Linked DNA regions of Mus musculus: region 2 is linked to region 1. The links are chromatin loops, found by intact Hi-C in ENCODE. Cell type or tissue: heart. All regions are shown on one strand.

What was found. Peaks named below come from ENCODE experiments on the same cell type or tissue, not always from the same donor. Only the 100,000 strongest peaks of a DNase experiment are listed, where the experiment ranks them.
Region 2: a loop joins it to region 1, with 8 times the contacts of the local background. A loop is called at or near these places in 3 of 42 quality-filtered maps.

The regions. Positions count from the first base shown.
Region 1 is chr7:17,071,526-17,076,525 of GRCm38, reverse strand. Psg16 (pregnancy specific glycoprotein 16) reads right to left here and starts at 2,486. Exons shown (of 5, transcript NM_007676.4): 1 at 2,226-2,486. In heart, a CTCF peak has its summit at 2,540 (motif pointing left); no DNase peak of the experiment used is centred here.
Region 2 is chr7:18,392,284-18,397,283 of GRCm38, reverse strand. No RefSeq gene overlaps it. Among named protein-coding and RNA genes, the nearest start is that of Psg28, 37 kb to the left of the region's middle. In heart, no CTCF peak of the experiment used is centred here; no DNase peak of the experiment used is centred here.

The DNA of each region.
Region 1 (5,000 bases):
GCCCAGCTGTCTTAGGGTTTCCATTGCTGTGAAGAGGCGCCATAGCCAAAACAACTCTTAATTTAATCAGGGCTGACTTACAGGTTCCGAGGTTCAGTCCACAGGAGAAACAAAGTGCTGAGATCAGGATGTAAAATGAATAAATAAAAAGAGGGACTTAGAGAAATGGCTCAGGGGTTAAGAGCACTGACTGCTCCTCCAGAGGTCCTGAGGTCAATTCCCAGCAACCACGTGGTGGCTCACACCCATCTGTAATGAAATCTGGTGCCCTCTTCTGGCATGCAGGCAGGCATGCAGGCAGAACACTATACATAATTAATTAATTTTTTTAAGAAAAGAAAAATAAGATGCTTTTAATAAATAAAGTGTTAAAGTTTCCTTTTTGGACTGGCAGTTGGTGGTTGCTGAGGGTAGCTTATTCATGAGTAGTCAGTTGAGTTATGTTAGGTGATTAATAAACACCTCTCCTGAATGCCAAAGGGCTGAGAGGCACCTGAAAAGATGATAATCATCAGGGAAATGCAAATCAAAACAACCCTGAGATTCCATCTCACACCAGTCAGAATGGCTAAAATCAAAAATTCAGGTGACATCAGATGCTGGCAAGGATGTGGTAAAAGAAGAACACTCCTCCATTGTTGGCAAGCTTGTACAACCACTCTGGAAATCAGTCTGGCGGCTCCTCAGAAAATTGGACATAGTACTACTTGAGGATCCTGCAATACCTCTCCTGGGCATATACCCAGAAGATGTCCCAACTGGTAAGAAGTACACATGCTCCACTATGTTCATAGCAGCCTCATTTATAATAGCTGGAAGCTGGAAAGAACCCAGATGTCCCTCAACAGAGGAATGGATACAGAAAATGTGGTACATTTACATAATGGAGTACTACTCAGCTATTAAAAACAATGAATTTATAAAATTCTTGGGCAAATGGATGTATCTGGAGGGTATCATCCTGAGTGAGGTAACCCAATCACAAAAGAAGTCACTTGATATGCACTCACTGATAAGTAGATACTAGCCCTAAAACTTAGAATACCCAAGATACAATTTGCAAAACACAAGAAAATCAAGAAGAAGGAAGACCAAAGTGGGGATACCTCGCTCCTCCCTAGAATAGGGAACAAAATACCCATGGAAGGAGTTACAGAGACAAAGTTTGGAGCTGAGACAAAAGGATGGACCATCCAGAGACTGCCCCACCTGGGGGTTCATCCCATAATCAGCCACCAAACCCAGGCACTATTGCATATGCCAGCAAGATTTTGCTGAAAGGACCCTGATATAGCTGTCTCTTGTGAGACTATGCCGGGGCCTAGCATCCATAAGTGGATGCTCACAGTCAGCTATTGGATGGATCACAGGGCCCCCAATGGAGGAGCTAGAGAAAATACCCAAGGAGCTAAAGGGGTCTGCAACCCTATAGGTGGAACAACAATATGAACTAACCAGTACCCCCAGAGCTCGTGTCTCTAGCTGCATATGTATCAGAAGATGGCCTAGCCGGCCATCATTGGGAAGAGAGGCCTCTTGGTATTGCAAACTTTTTATGCCCCAGTACAGGGGAACTCCAGGGCCAAGAAGTGGGAGTGGGTGAGTAGCGGAGCAGGGTAGGGGGGAGGATATAGGGGACTTTTGGGATAGCATTTGAAATGTAAATGAAGAAAATATCTAGTAAAAAGTTTTTTAAAAATAAAATAAAATAAACACCTCTCCTGGTAGGCCTTTACAGAGAGCGATGGCACAGAGAAGTCAAGACTAGGGAGGAAATCAAGTTATTCACACGCCTCAATCAAAATGGAGGAATTGTATGAATCGATTAGGCCTTTGCTGATCTCTTTCGCAAAGTCATCTTGGTTTTAACTGTTAGAGGATGGGAATGAAAACAGACTAACTTGAGTCAGGTGTGCGAGGCGACAGATGGCCACAGTACTCGCCTGAGAGGAGACTACCACATCCCAGACGGGATTCAAAAGTGCTAAGCGATTTGGGCTTTATTATCTAGACAGCAGTAGCAGCTGCCTGAGGCCACACGCTGAAACGCACATGCACACGCGCACGCACATGCGCACGCACGCACGCACACACACAGAAAAAAAAGCTGTGGTTTACAGATAAGCCAAATAAACAGCCACTACAGCAAAGCCCACATGCTATCTTACTTACATTTCTCCCACCCAGAGCCGCCCTTGCCCAGCGTCTCCATGCTGTATACATACCCACCAGCTGGTCACTTGCTGGTATCTAGGTCATCAGATGATTGAAGCCAGGGAGTCAACGAGCTCTTGCCCTGCTTTTTCCTGGTTTCTCTGTGTTTAAAACGGTGAAGTCGGGTGGAGCCAATAAACACTTCATAATTCCTGGACATTGACCAGAGACCACGTAGATGAGGCTGGCTTCCCACTGGTCACCCTGTCCACCCACTCTCATAATGATACTGCAAGTATCAAGACTCCCAAAATGTCCTCATTTGTAAGCGCCACCACCTATTGTACAAAAGAGCTCAGGTGCTGGAATGAGCTCGCCACCTAGTGGACACTCTGGGCTATGGCTGACACAATGCAAATAGGAGATTGGGGCATTGGTCGGCCCTGGACTGTGGAATGACTTATGACAGCAAAAACAAGAGCACCTTAAAAGCAGCCCAGTTTTCTTGTGTCTTTTATTGTGAGGAAAGGACAGTCAATGGCAAAAACAGTCCGCAGCGTTATAAAATGGTGCATCAGACAGAACCTGGAACAAGATGGAATGGGGAGGGGATGTGAGGGGGACCTTGTTAGTAATAAACAATGTCTTCAGTAGTTACTTATGTGAAGTAGAATTAGGAGTTGGCAAGATGGCCCAACAGTAAAGAATACATGTTACTCTTACAGAAAACCCTGCTTCAGTTGCCAGCATCTCCGGGGAAGCTCACAACCATCCAGAGCTCCAAGACCTCCTCCGACACTCTCTTCTGGCTTCTTCTGGGGCAGGGCACGTATGTGGTTCTTGGACACACATGCAGGAAAAACACTCATACACATAAAACAAAAATAAAAAATCTTTGAAAAATAAAAGAGTGGAATTAAAATCCCATTGTCACTTAGGCTAGGCACCAGCTTCAAGGATGAACAAAAATCAGAGCTGGGGATGTGGTTCAGTTGATGGAGCACTTAGAATAAATAGACTATTTTAAGTTAAGATCTAGTCAGAGAAGAGCCTAGCTATATGGCCAAGGTGTTGGTAAATATATTTTGAGTCTGAGTCTTATTTTAGGGAACATGGGACTGGGAGGAAGAACCATCAAACTTCTACAGGGCATAGTGGTACATGCCTGTAATCTCAGCACTTGGGAGGTGGAGGCTGGAGGATAGGGGCTTCAACATCATTCTCATCTATACAGTGAGTTGGAGGCCAGCCAGGGCTACCTTAGAGAGACCTTGTTTCAGAAATAATAATGATTCTGAGTGAAGTAACCCAGACCCAGAAAGACAAATGGCATGTGTTCTCTCACATTTGTGGGTGCTAGCTTTGAATCTTTACATATGTGTGTTTAAATTGGGGTACCCATAGGGTCAGGAAAATAGTAAGTAATAGTCTATTTATTCTAATCTACATTACCTGTGCTCAGGTCTTGTCACATCTTCTTAGGCAAGTCTCCCGTACCTGTTACTATCCCAGATCCTTTCTGCCTCCAAGATGTCGCACCTCCTATTTCCTGCCTAAGCCAGAAGCCACCAGATTTTTATTGATAAGTGCCACATCTATACAGACACAAGATATTCTCTCTACAGTGCCGTTTTCATTCCTTGATGATGCTATCTAGGGCCTCTTCCATGCTGGGAAAGTGCTCCATCAACTGAGCCACATCCCCAGGACCCAATGAGAAGACCAATCCTAAGGATAATAGGTAAAGGGCCAGCAAATATCTTCACAAAATTATACAAGGAAACTTCCCTAACCTAAAGAAAGAGGTATCCATGAAGATAAAAGAAGACTACAGAGCTCCAAATTCCTCCCGTCACATAATAATCAAAACAGCAAATGCACAAAACAAAGAAAGAATATTAAAAGCAGTAAGAGAAAAAAAGTCAAGTAACAAATAAAGGCAGGCCTATCAAAATTACACTAGATTTTTTTACCAGAGACAATGAAAGCCAGAAGATCCTGGTCAGACATCATACAGACACTAAGAGAACACAAATGTCAGCCCAGGCTACTATACCCAGCAAAACTCTCAATTACTATAGATGGAAAAACCAAGATATTCCATGACAAAGACAAATTTTCACAATATCTTTCCACAAATCCAGCCCCACAAAGGAAGATAAAAGGGAAACTCCAACACAAGGAGGTAAACTACACCCTAGAAAAAGCAATAAAATGATCTTCTTTTTAACAAACCAAAAAGAAGATGGCCACATAAACATAATTCCACCTCCTACAACAACAAAAAAAAAAAAAAAAAAAAAAAAAAACAGGAAGAAGCCATCACTTTTCCTTAATATCTCTTAATATCAAAAGACTCAATTCCCCCAATAAAAAGACATAGACTAAAAGACTGGGTGCATAAATAGGACCCAACATTTTGCTGCATACAGGAAGCCCACCTCAGTGACAAAGACAGACACTACCTCAGAGTAAAAGGCTGGGAAACAATTCTCCAAGCAAATGATCCAAAGAAGCAAGCTGTAGTAGTCACTCTAATATGGAATAAAATTGACTTTCAACCAAAAGTTATCAAAAAAGATAAGGAGGGACACTTCATACTCATCAAAGGAAAAATCTACCAAGATGAACTCTCAATTCAGAACATCTATGCTCCAAATGCAAGGGCAGCCACATTCATTAAAGACACTTTAATGAAGCTCAAAGCACACATTGCACGGCACACAATAATAATAGGAGACTTCAACACCCCGCTCTCATCCATGGACAGATCATGGAAACACAAAATAAGCAGACTCACAGTGAAACTAACAGAGTTATGAACCAAATGGATTTAGCAGATATTT
Region 2 (5,000 bases), 1.3 Mb before region 1:
CAGCCCTATGTTGTGGATTAGTGCTTATACTATGGCTGGTTTGCAAACTCAAATCTCAACAGAGATGTGACAAGGTGATGATTGCTCAAGCACTTGCTGCCATAGAGCAAGGCACCTCCCCTAAAATCTGGTTATTTATGCTAAGATGACCTTGCAAGCACTAGACTGCTCAGCTCTTGTACTCCTAGAGGCTAGACTCATTGCACAGGAAAGAGTGAGTAGGTTTCTGACTCTTATGGATTGCTGGGCTAAGCACTGCATAGGAGTTGCTCAGAGATTAGAGTGCTCCTAGAAGACACGTTGATTTGCATGAGGGTTGAGTGGCCAAGTGTCCCTCCCCTACGAAAAACGGCATGGGAGCAGGTCAGGGTTGCTCTGGGAAAAGACCTGTGAGCCTAAGAGTTAATCCTGTACATAGCCCCTATTTCTGCACACTAGGGATTCTACCTCTATCTTCATCCATTAAAGAGTGGCTTGCATTTTATAAAACTTAAAAGGGGGAATTGTAGAAAGCCACAATGATACTTGACGTCACTAGATGGCGCTAAACCTCCATTGTGCCAAACCGATCTCTTTGTTTAGATCAAGCTGTGTTGTGCGAATGTGTAGGGAGCAAAAGCCCGCCAAGTCACTAGCCCATCCCCGGGGTGTATGAGATCTTGGGTGAAGCTGCCAGTTGGGTATAGACCCTTCACACCAGGGGGTATTTAAGCAACACGTTTCTGAGCCTTCTTTGTCTTCCTCATCAACATATAATAAAGATTAGCTACGAAAGGATCTTGTGTCCCATGTGCATTCCTGCGGGCTGGAACAATAGCTCAGGACAGGGGTGGAATCACCATGCCTGACCTAAACCTGTACTATAGAGCAATTGTGATAAAAAGTGCATGGTACTGGTATAACGACAGAGAAGTAGACCAATGGAACAGAATTGATGAGCCTGAGATGAACCCACACACCTATGGTCACTTGATCTTTGACAAGGGAGCAAAAATCATCCAGTGGAAAAAAGACAGCATTTTCAACAAATGGTGCTGGCACAACTGGCGGTTATCATGTAGAAGAATGCGAATCAATCCATTCCTATCTCCTTGTACTAAGGTCAAATCTAAGTGGATTAAGGAACTCCACATAAAAACAGAGACACTGAAACTTATAGAGGAGAAAGTAGGGAAAAGCCTTGATATATGGGTAGAGGGGAAAAATTCCTGAATAGAACAGCAATGGCTTGTGCTGTAAGATCGAGAATCGATAAATGGGACCTCATGAAGTTGCAAAGCTTCTGTAAGGCAAAAGACACAGTCAATAAGAGAAAAAGACCACCAACAGATTGGGAAAGGATCTTTACCTATCCTAAATCAGATAGGAGACTAATATTCAATATATATAAAGAACTCAAGAAGGTGGACTCCAGAAAATCAAATAACCCCATTAAAAAAATGGGGCTCTGAGCTAAACAAAGAATTCTCACCTGAGGAATACCGAATGGCAGAGAAGCACCTGAAAAAATGTTCAACATCCTTAATCATCAGGGAAATGCAACTCAAAACGAACCTGAGATTGCACCTCACACCAGTCAGAATGGCTAAGATCAAAAATTCAGGTGACAGCAGATGCTGGTGAGGATGTGGAGAAAGAGGAACACTCCTTCATTGTTGGTGGGATTGCAAGCTTGTACAACCACTCTGGAAATCAGTTTGGAGGTTCCTCAGAAAATTGGACATAGTACTACCAGAGGATCCAGAAATACCTCTCCTGGGCATATATCCAGATGAGGTCCCAACCGGTAAGAAGGACACATGCTCCACTATGTTCATAGAAGCCTTATTTATAATAGCCAGAAGCTGGAAAGAACCCAGATGCCCCTCAACAGAGGAATGGATACAGAAAATGTGGTACATTTACACAATGGCGTACTGCTCAGATATTAAAAGGAATGAATTTATGAAATTCCTAGGCAAATGGATGGACCTGGAGGGCATCATCCTGAGTGAGGTAACACAATCACAAAGGAACTCACACAATATGTACTTACTGATAAGTGGATAGTAACCCAAAAACTTAGGATACCCAAGATATAAGATACAATTTGTTAAACACATGAAACTCAAGGAGAACAAAGACCGAAGTGTGGACACTGTGCCCCTTCTTAGAATTGGGAACAAAACACCCATGTAAAGAGTTACAGAGATAAAGTTTGGAGCTGTGACCAAAAGATGGACCATCTAAACACTGCCATATCCAGGAATCCATCCCATAATCAGCTTCCAAACGATGATACCATTGCATACACCAGCAAGATTTTGCTGAAAGGACCCAGATATAGCTGTCTCTTGTGAGACAATGCTGGGGCCTAGCAAACACAGAAGTGGATGCTCACAGTCAGCTATTGGATGGATCACAGGGTCCCCAATGGAGGAGCTAGAGAAAGTACCCAAGGAGCTAAAGGGATCTGCATCCCTGTAGGTACAACAACATTATGAACTAACCAGTACCCTGGAGCTCTTGACTCCAGCTGCATATGTATCAAAAGATGGCCTAGTCAGCCATCACTGGAAAGAGAGGCCCATTGGACTTGCAAACTTTATATGCCCCAGTACAGGGAAACGCCAGGGCCAAAAAGTGGGAGTGGGTGGGTTGGGGAGTGTGTGTGGGGGGGTGTATTCGGGACTTTTTGGATAGCATTGGAAATGTAAATGAGGAAAATACCTAATAAAAATTAATTCTAAAAAGAAAAAGAAAAACGATAATTTAAGTAGAAAACAGGGAAAAAACATTGTAACATGTCCTCAAAGAGGACATATGGAGGTTATAAGTTTGGCCAGTAAGATGTGCAAATGAGACCAGCATGAAACATTATTGTTGCAACAGCAAATAATAATTAGTGATATTGATAGCAAATGCTGGAGAGAGAGACACACACTAGATCTTCCTCATCCTGTGGGATCACACAGTTACCTTTTTATTGTGACAGCTGGAGATTCTTTGAGACAGGGTCCTCCTATGTCATCCTAGCTGACCTAATTCTTGCTATGTAGCCCAGAATGCTTTGTGACTTACAGAAATCCTCCTACCTTAGCCTTCCAAGTCTTGGTACTATAAGGCTGTGTCTCCTTGTCTGGCTGGAAGCTACCCTTGAAAACAGTCTGGTAGTTTAATTTTTAAATAATAATAATAATAATAATAATAATAATAATAATAATAATAATAATAATATAAAAACAATTTAAATGTTTAAATAAATAATAATCCTAAAATTAAACAGACTCTAAGAGCCAGAGTCCAAGGAGGACCAGAGAAATGGTGTGTTCTGAACAGGACAGGACAGCCATATTCATGAACTCTCAGCAGCTGTGTGTGCCAGCCATGACCAAGCCAACCCTGTCAGCATTACCTCATGGAAAGTGTGGTATATGAGAAGCCCCACCCACAGCTGATGGCTTCTGTGAAGGCAAAGTCAGTGCTCTTTAAGGGTATGTCCCCTGACAGACCGATGAATCCCCAGTGGATGGCCTTACACTCTTGAGTGTACGGGCAGCACAAATCAGATGCCATAGGCTATAAAGAAAAAATAAAGGACATAAACTTGGGAGGGGTAGATCTGAAAAGAGTCAGGAGAAGGAGTTGGGGGTGAATAAAAATACACTGTATGCATGTATGAGATTATTTTAAGATTAATTAAAATACCATATTAAAAATATTCAGCATACTTAACAGGAAAGACCAGCATGCAGGATATTTATTCCAGAGACATGAAAATGAAGGTTTACACAAAACTTTGGACCCAATTATCCATAGCAATTTTATTCATATCTTGGAACTGAAAATACCAAACTGTCCTTTGGTAGGTAACCCACCCATGGAGCAGCATGCCATGAGATGGTACTCTGTGGTGAAAAAGCACAGACTTTCACACACTTGAATGAGTGTCAAGGACATATGTCGAGTGAGAAGAGCCTGTTTCAAAAGGCCACATGTAACATGATGATGGCCATTAGCGATGGCCGGGAGGTGAACTGTTGCTACTTAGGGTGGGGTGGGGGAGCAGGAAGTCATCTTCAGAAGTCTTGGAACTCAGGGTAGTTCTGCAGCTTGGGTGGAGTAGTGTCTGTGAGTCTACAGATGTGACATGATGGCCTCCAGCCTCACAGGACACACCAGCATTTCCTTCTTGGCTTAACATATGTGTGGTGGTCACTGCAGGAAGGTGAGTGTAGGAATCTGCCTTCATGAACTCAGGGCCTTTTGTACTGCCTATGCAACTTCCAGTAGACTTACAATAATCCCAAAGCAAGAGTCTTAAAAGCACCCTAGCCCTTAGTGATGAAACCAGTGAACCCATGCAGAGAAAAGGCAAATCACAGGGGAAAAAAACAAAAAACAAACAAAAAAAACCCAACACCAATAGCATTACTTTCACATTACAAAGTTTTTAAGGGTCTCCCTACATCTGAACTGCAGTTAGTGAGGCTGGGTCATTCTGAGATGGTGGCCCAAAGTACTCTAGAAATTCGGAAAGCAAAACTCAACCTCCAAAATTCAGTTTCTCCAAAAACACCAAGTGAATCACCCAGATGCTACAAAGTTTGGCTGCTTGTTCCTACACATGAATGCAAGATGGTGCAGCCTCCAATACCTCAAAGAGACAGACATTGCCCTAAATCCTATCTTTTAAAAGTCTGGATTTTTAAGATAAGAATTACATAGAATATTACCCAATTTAAGAATATTTTTAAAGACCTGTTTCCATGGGTTGGCTCATGCCACATGCTGTAGTTCTGAATTACTCCAACCTGGAGTTAGTTTTAAGCCAACTTTATGTTACCAATGTTACAAATTTTTAATCATACCCAATATCTTATAAACCAATAATCTATATCCAAGACATGCAGAACATGTTTATACTTTAAAAACCAGTCAGACACAACAATGAAATGACCGCATACATTTACTTATTAAAACCAGACAAAATTCTTAATTTTTCTAGTTGTAATTTCAAG